Regions from separate parts of the Homo sapiens genome. Here region 1 is linked to region 2. The links are chromatin loops, found by intact Hi-C in ENCODE. Cell type or tissue: PC-3. All regions are shown on one strand. Links, peaks and the distances in the headings refer to the core of each region. The heading gives the core; the rest is flanking DNA. Region 1 overlaps VPS13C (vacuolar protein sorting 13 homolog C). Region 2 has its middle 23 kb from the start of C2CD4B.

The links. A loop is a pair of places that touch in the nucleus more often than their neighbours do. Peaks named below come from ENCODE experiments on the same cell type or tissue, not always from the same donor. Only the 100,000 strongest peaks of a DNase experiment are listed, where the experiment ranks them.
Region 1: it touches region 2 in a loop (13-fold over the local background); 7 of 110 quality-filtered maps call a loop at or near these places.

What each region holds. Positions count from the first base shown.
Region 1 is chr15:61,870,140-61,874,540 of GRCh38, forward strand. VPS13C (vacuolar protein sorting 13 homolog C) reads right to left here. Exons shown (of 85, transcript NM_020821.3): 78 at 3,107-3,270; 79 at 1,850-1,895. The region is part of intron 2 of LOC124903501 (a long non-coding RNA gene); the gene reads left to right. Among named protein-coding and RNA genes, the nearest start is that of LINC02349, 140 kb to the left of the region's middle. In PC-3, for the core only: a CTCF peak has its summit at 1,966 (motif pointing right); no DNase peak of the experiment used is centred there.
Region 2 is chr15:62,140,552-62,144,952 of GRCh38, forward strand. No RefSeq gene overlaps it. Among named protein-coding and RNA genes, the nearest start is that of C2CD4B, 23 kb to the right of the region's middle. In PC-3, for the core only: a CTCF peak has its summit at 2,367 (motif pointing left); no DNase peak of the experiment used is centred there; H3K27ac peaks cover 558 bases.

The DNA.
Region 1 (4,401 bases), core at 347-4,346, 270 kb before region 2:
CAGACTTCTACAACTATCACCACAATCCATTTCAGAAAATGTTTATCATTTTAAAAAGAAACCCCCTTTCCATTAGCAATCATTCCCTATTTCCCCCAGCCTCTCCCCACCAAATCTTACTCAGTGTACCTCCATTCCTCCCTGCCCCTCCCCACCTCCAGACTAGGTAACCACCTACAGATACTTTCTATCCCTATGGATTTGCCTATTCTGGACATTTCAGACAAATGGAATTATGTAATATGTGGTGTACTGTGACTTTTTTTTCTACTTAGCATCATGTTTTCAAGGTTCATCCATTTTGTAACAAGTACCAGTACATGATTCCTTTTTATGACTGAGTACTACTCTAATGTATGAAAATATCACCTTTTGTTTATTCATGTATCAGGTGATGGACATTTGGGTTGTTTCCATCTTTTGGTTATTTTGAATAATGGTGCTATGAACATTTGTGCACAGTTTTTGTTTGAACACCTGTTTTCAAATCTTCTGGGTATAAACCTAGGAGTAGAATTGCTGGGACACATGGTGACTCTGTGTTTAACTTTTTGAAGCACTGACAGACTATTTTCTTCCAAAATGACTGCATTATTTTACAGTCCCACTAGTAGTGTATGAGGGTTCCAATTTCTCCACATCCTCTTAACACTTGATTCTAGCCATCCCAGTAGGTGTGAAACGGTATCTCATAGTTTTGACTCGCATTTCCCTGTCGACTAATGATGTTTACCATCCTTTTATGTGTTTATTGGCCATATGTATATCTTCTTTGGAGAAATGTCTATTCATATCTTTTGCTCATTTAAAATTGTGTTGTCTTTTTATTGTTGATTTTTAATAGTTCTCTATATTTTCTAGATATGTCTTTTATCACATATATGATTTGCAAAAATTTTCTTCCATTCTGTGGGCTGTCTTTTCCCTGTCTTCATGGTTGTCCTTTGAAGCACAAAAATTTTAAATTTTGATGAAGTTCAATTTATGTATTTGATGAAGTCCAATTTATGTATCTTTTCTAGCAAAGTTTTGCCTAATCCAAAGTCATGAAGATTGACTCCTATATTTTCCTCTGAGTTTAATGGTTTTGCTCTTACATTTAGGTATTTAATCCATTGTGAACTCATTTTTATATATGGTACAGGTAGGGGTCCAATTTTGTTCTTTTGCTCATAGATATGAAGTTGTCCCAGCAAATTTCTTGAGGACGGTTCTTTCCTATTGAATTATCTTGACATCCTTGTCGAAGATCAGTTAACCATAAGTAAGAGTCTATTTCTGACTCCTTCTGAACTCTATTTCTGAATAGTATCCCACTGTTCTATATGTCTATCCTTATGTTAGTACTACACTGTCTTAGTTACTGTAGCTTTACAGTAAGTTTTCAATTTGGGAAGTAGAAGTCCTCCAACTTTGTTCTTTTTCAAGACTTTTTTTTTGGCTATCTGGGATCCCTGGAATGGCCATATAAATTTTGGACTTGGCTTGTCAATTTCTGCAAAGAAACCAACTGGGATTTTGATAAGGGTTGCACTGAATAAGCAATGTGCTTTTTTAATGGGATAAAAACAACAACAGCAAAACTGAGTAAATTGCTACTGAGGACCCAAACAAATCTAGTTTATCTCTGGCCCTGCTAAAAATAGCATTCAAAGTCTGAAGCATGATCTACTACTTAACCTCTCTGCTTTCTAAGGAAAATACATTCATTGAGCAACTTAAGGCTACGAATATAAAATTCAGTCAGTAATTTTCTCAATCAAGTATATAGCAGCAATAACATCTACTATGTTTACTAATAGCATCAAGTCTTCAGACTTTGTAAAGGAAGGAAATATTTTCAACATACCTTCCACAGGTTTTGTTATTATTCCAGTCACTCCACCAACAACTCCCTGAAAGAGAAATCAATCATATAGTTTAGACTGAATGGAAGGTGTTTAATTTTAAACCAACCACTAGAGGTCTCTACAGACATACTGGAAATAACAACAACAACAACAAAAATTGAAGACTTAACTTGATAATGTGAACAACATACACATATAAGTTAGCACTATGATTTTTCAAATATCATATCACAGCAAATCTTAAATGAAAGCATTTTATAAATTTTATAAAAGAAACAGGAGTAAAGCAGGTAAAAGGATTTTAAATCTGGCTATGACACCAATCAGCTACGTAACCATGGGTAGCTGAAATCTCTTTAAGTCTCAGTTTCCACATCAGCAAAATGAGTGAGTTGAGCCAAATAATATTTACTATCTAATTATAAATTTTAAGGGGATTACATTGTAACTTAGTGGAAGTGTAGAAAACTGAAAATAAAGGGCCCTCCCAGGGACAGGTAATAACCTGGCAAATAAAGTGCCTTAGTAACTGTAACACCCAACATTACAAATTACTATCAAAAAACACAGCAGTTTCCTGAAATTATTTCCAAAATTAAAACATGAATATACTAATACATTTTTAATCATTATGAAGTAATGGTAGTAAAATACCTGTATATTCTATGAACACACAGAAAGAGAACTGATGGATACACACTTAAATTGGAAACAGATGAGATGATTAGGGTATTCTAGCCTTACTTATAATGTTTTATTTACTTATTAACAATAACTTTTAAGTTCTTATAATTATAAGAATATTCATACATCACCTATATAATTAAGCAGTATTCATATATTACCTATATAATTTTAAAAGTATTAAAAAGTAATGAAAGGCAGTTCCTGGATTATCAACAATTAATTTTCACACATCCCTTCCACAGAAACAGTCAATTGCTGATGACCTGCAGAGCTCCTTCTCCCTCTAGTTTCCATAGGTACCATGTATCTCTGCTTCTCACTTCCTCGCCTTCTACACCAGTACTACCCTGTCATCATTACAGTTTTATGAAATCTGACAATTCAGGGGATAGATCTGGTGGTGACAATGGGGAAGGGGAGCAAAAAGGAAACTGGGAAGTCCATCATTTATCATTCTTTCTATTCCTACAGGCCTAGACTCATAAGCAGCATTCTAAGTTTCACACAACCAGCTAGAATACACTTTTTTTTAAGTTGCAGATTTCTTAAAGATTCAGCAAAGAACTTACTCGCAGAAAGCCCTTTCCTCCTCTGGCCAGGCTGTCTCCAAAATCTCTGGGCTGTCGACTCAACTCTTCTCTTCTTTTTTGCTGATATTCCTTGTCCATTGTAATTGCTGCCAAACCTTTCCCAACAGAACCGGTGATTCGAGATACAACTCCTGCTGCACCACCTATCAAAGACAAGGGATTAATTTCTAGAATATACAAGGAACTATACAAGGAACTCAACAGCAAGAAAACAAATAATCTGATTTTAAAATAGGCAAACGATCTGAATAAATATTTCTGAAAAGGAGACATACAAATGGCCAACAAGTATATGAAAAAATGTTCAAGATCAATAATCATCAGGAAAGTGCAAATCAAAACCACAGTGAGATATTATCTCACCCCAGTTAGAATAGTTATTATAAAAAAGACAAAAAAAATCACAAACGCTGTCAAAGAAGTGGAGAAAAGGGAATGCTTACACACTGAGAGTGGAAATATAACTTAATACAGCTATTATGGAAAACAGTATGGAGGCTCCTCAAAAAACTGAAACTAGAACTACCGTATGATCCAGCAATCCAACTACTGGGTATATACCCAAAAGAAAAGAAATGAGTATATCAAGAGATGTCTGCACTCCCATGTTTACTGCAGCACTAGTGACAATAGCTAACATATGCAATCAATCTAAGTGTCTATCAACGGATGAATGGATAAAGAAAATGTGATACACACACACACACACACAAACAGAATACTACTCAGGCATTAAAAAAAATGAAAACCGGTCATTCACAGCAACTTGGATGAGCCTGGAGGACATTATGTTAAGTGAAATAAGTCTGGCACAGAAAAACAAATACTGCATGTTCTCATTCACATCTGACAGCTAAAGAAGTTGAACTCATAGAATTAGAGAGTAGAACTGTGGTTATTAAAGGCTGAGATGGGTAGGGGGAGGAGAGGATAGGGAGAGATTGGTTAATGGATACAACATCACAACCAGATAGGAGAATAAGTTCTAGCATGCTATAGCACTGTAGGGTGACTATAGTTAACAACAACTTATTGTATGTCTTCAAATAGCTAGAAGAGAGGGTCTTGAATGTTCCCAACACAAAGAAATGATAAATGTTCGAGGTGATAAATATGCTAATTACCAGATTTGATCACTACATATTGTATACATTTATCAAAATATCACTCTATACCCCATAAATATATACAATCATGTGTCAATTAAAAATAAAATAATTTTTTAAGGCTCAGAGAAGTTACATTGTTTATATAAACAGCATTATCACAATATA
Region 2 (4,401 bases), core at 279-4,278:
AATGGCACAGTTGAAGACATGGTTTAGAAAAGTGAAGCGACCGCCTGGTTGATTCTGTCAAGTTCTGACAGTCCTTTATCTGAAAGGTGGAGGGACCTAGTCAAAATACTTTAATCATGTCTGCTTTTTTGCTTAAGAAATATTGGTCTGCTAACACGATGCAGAAATAAAAATGCACAATATTATCTTGCCTCAGATAGTTGAGATTAATTCAGAGGGCTAAAGTAACTCAGGCAGACCAATAACTGCAGTATGGAAGTGATTTAGTATATAGAAGTATAGTACTAAGGATGAGTTCTAGCTTCAGGTCTAAGGTGTGTATCAATCCTTCCTTGAGTCCTTTACATGGGTAGCTATTAGATATTGAACTAGAAAGTCAGCTATGACTTCACAGAGCTGACTCCTAGGGCAGAACATGAAAATAATTTTTTATTAGATTAAGAAATATGGAGAAGACAAGAGTTCCCGGGGAAAAGAGAAAGCTGCCAAAGAATTGCTAAAAAGATCACAAAAGCTTTGCTGTTGGTAGAATGACAACCTTTCCTAACTAGAGGAGTCTCAAAAATCAATACTTGCTCTAATCAAAGAAGATACCTGACTTCTAAGGGGCAAGTATCATTCCACATACATTTTTTCCCCTCTGAGCCTTGCTTTTTTTCACTTGGCAATATAGATCAAACCTTTCTATTTAAAATAAAGAACTAAAAAAGACTTTTTTTTTTTTAACAAAGAAAAATTCTGAATAATATGTTGTGGGACAAGAGGAAGATGCCAGTGAAGAAAGCAAGAAAGCCACATATGTGCATTAAAAGCCATGATCATGGCCAGGCAGAGTGGCTCACACCTGTAACCCCAGTGCTTTGGGAAGCTGTGGCAGGAAGATTGCTTGAGGCCAGGTGTGCAAGGCTGCAGTGAGCTATGATCACACCACTGCACTCTAGCCTGCGGGTCAGAGAAAGACCCTCTCTTAAAAAAAAAAAAAAAAAGTGAATGAAAAACTCCCCCATTTACTATATAGACTGTAACAATATGAAAATGCATAACATTGTACGAAGTATACAGTTGTAACTTTGAAAAGTAACTAAATATATACAAGGGCAAAATAATTACCCCCAGAGGTTCTTAGTTGAAAAGGACCCTTGTTACAAAAGACAGATTAACAAGAGAAAAATAAACCAAAGTTTATGAGCATGTATGTTTCATAAATACATAGGAGACGCCCAGGAAATGAGTAGTTCTGAAAGAGTGGCCTTCAAATTCAGCTTACGTAGCATCTTCAACAAAGAACAATAAAATTTTAGAGAAGTGATAAGATAAGACCAAGGAAAAGGACTTTGAGTCTCTACGGGCAGCAACTTGGAGGAAGGCAAATAGCTGGCAGATGTTAAAAGAAAAACTTAGACAAATTAAATTTAACAGAGTTTAATTGAGCAAAGAATGATTCGTGAATTGGCCAGCCCTCAAACCAAAACAGGTTCAGAGAGACTCTGGCCTGCCTCATGGTAGAAAAAGATTTATAGACAGAAAAAGGAAAGTGATGTACAGAAAACAGAAATGAGGTACAGAAACAGCTGAATTGGTTACTGCTTGGTGTTTGCTTTTTTTTTTTTTTTTTTTTTTAATATGGTTTGAACAGTTGGCTGCCTTTCATTGGCTGAAACTCAGTGATTGGCCTGAGTAGATTACATCCAGTTAGGTTCACACACCCAGTTAGGTTACAGTTCACTAAGTTTGGAGTTCAGCCTGTAGGCTGAACTTAAAATACATAAAGAGGCAGCATTGGGCTAAACTTAATTTAACACACTAAAGGGTACTTAGCAAACCTTGTTCTTGTAGCTTCCTCTGGTACCATCTCCAGGCAGAGAAGCGAGATGCATCTAAAGCTGTCTGCAGTGGTTAACCTTCATTCTCCTTGGCAGAAGATGGGACAGGACACATTCTTTGGAAATCTATGTCCTGCTCTTAGGCAAATAGAGAGAAGAGAGCTTTCCTGCATCTGCTTCTTAATTGTCCTCAGCTCAACAATCCTTCATATTTGGGGGCAGCCTATTCTGGTCTCCCACATAGACAAAGGTGGCAGAAAATGTGAAAAGATTTTAACAGTTGTGAACAGGTGGTAGGATTGTGGCTTCTCCTTTTGGGTCTCTAACTGTCTAAAAAGTTAGCACAGTCTTCATACTAAAATAATTTCAGTACGTTTTTCTGATAAAATGGTACAAATATAGGCATATTGTTTAATCTGCAGACCCTGAAACTTCCAATTCCAATTCCGAAGCTTTTCTACTAGATACCATATCCACTATTGCTATCTTAATTCTTTAAAATTGTACTAGAACTCCTGTTGCTTTTATTAGATCTCCCCCTGGTGTCACCTTTAAAAACTTTTGTCATTCAGGTGAACCTAGTTCTTTAGGAACTATTCTTATTTTAATTAGTAGACATCTCCTTTCACTGTTTTTAGCATTTTGACGGTTTATAAGGAAGCCCTGAAACCCCTATTCAGTCAGAAAACCCCACTTGGAAACAAGGCCACCCTGTTAATATGGCTGTGCAACTATGTCATCAGAATTCTTTTAAACATTTGTAGTTCAAAATATCCCATGAAGATACTATTATATTTACAAAACACTAAAAGAAGTGGAATTGTGATAGGATTATCAAGGGAATTTAGCAAAAACCAATAGCAACAGCAATCTTGTTTTTCTGGGTAAGCAGAAACACAGTTGGTTAAGAAATGTAGTTCTTTTGGCTTAGGATTGACGTGGCGATGCAGGCTCTTTTTTGGTTCCATATGAACTTTAAAGTAGTTTTTACCAATTCTGTGAAGAAAGTCATTGGTAGCTTGATGAAGATGGCATTGAATCTATAAATTATTTTGGGCAGTACGGCCATTTTCACGATATTGATTCTTCCTACCCATGAGCATGGAATGTTCTTCCATTTGTTTGTATCCTCTTTTATTTCCTTGAGCAGTGGTTTGTAGTTCTCCTTGAAGAGGTCCTTCACATCCCTTGTAAGTTGGATTCCTAGGTATTTTATTCTCTTTGAAGCAATTGTGAATGGGAGTTCACTCATGATTTGGCTCTCACGCTACCTGACTTCAAACTATACTACAAGGCTACAGTAACCAAAACAGCATGGTACTGGTACCAAAACAGAGATATAGATCAATGGAACAGAACAGAGCCCTCAGAAATAACGCCGCATATCTACAACTATCTGATCTTTGACAAAGCTGAGAAAAACAAGCAATGGGGAAAGGTTTCCCTATCTAATAAATGGTGCTGGGAAAACTGGCTAGCCATATGTAGAAAGCTGAAACTGGATCCCTTCCTTACACCTTATACAAAAATCAATTCAAGATGGATTAAAGACTTAAACGTTAGACCTAAAACCATAAAAACCCTAGAAGAAAACCTAGGCATTACCATTCAGGACATAGGCATGGGCAAGGACTTCATGTCTAAAACACCAAAAGCAATGGCAACAAAAGACAAAATTGACAAATGGGATCTAATTAAACTAAAGAGCTTCTGCACAGCAAAAGAAACTACCATCAGAGTGAACAGGCAACCTACAAATGGGAGAAAATTTTCGCAACCTACTCATCTGACAAAGGGCTAATATCCAGAATCTACAATGAACTCAAACAAATTTACAAGAAAAAAACAACCCCATCAAACAGTGGGCGAAGGACATGAACAGACACTTCTCAAAAGAAGACATTTACGCAGCCAAAAAACACATGAAAAAATGCTCATCATCACTGGCCATCAGAGAAATGCAAATCAAAACCACAATGAGATACCATCTCACACCAGTTAGAATGGCGATCATTAAAAAGTCAGGAAACAACAGGTGCTGGAGAGGATGTGGAGAAATAGGAACACTTTTACACTGTTGGTGGGACTGTAAACTAGTTCAACCATTGTGGAAGTCAGTGTGGCGATTCCTCAGGGATCTAGAACTGGAAATACCATTTGACCCAGCCATCCCATTACTGGGTATATACCCAAAGGACTATAAATCATGCTGCTATAAAGACACATGCACACGTATGTTTATCGCGGCATTATTCACAATAGCAAAGACTTGGAACCAACCCAAATGTCCAACAATGATAGACTGGATTAAGAAAATGTGGCACATATACACCATGGAATACTATGCAGCCATAAAAAATGATGAGTTCATGTCCTTTGTAGGGACATGGGTGAAATTGGAAATCATCATTCTCAGTAAACTATCGCAAGAACAAAAAACCAGACACCGCATATTCTCACTCATAGGTGGGAATTGAACAATGAGATCACATGGACACAGGAAGGGGAATATCACACTCTGGGGACTGTTGTGGGGTGGGGGGAGGGGGGAGGGATAGCACTGGGAGATACACCTAAT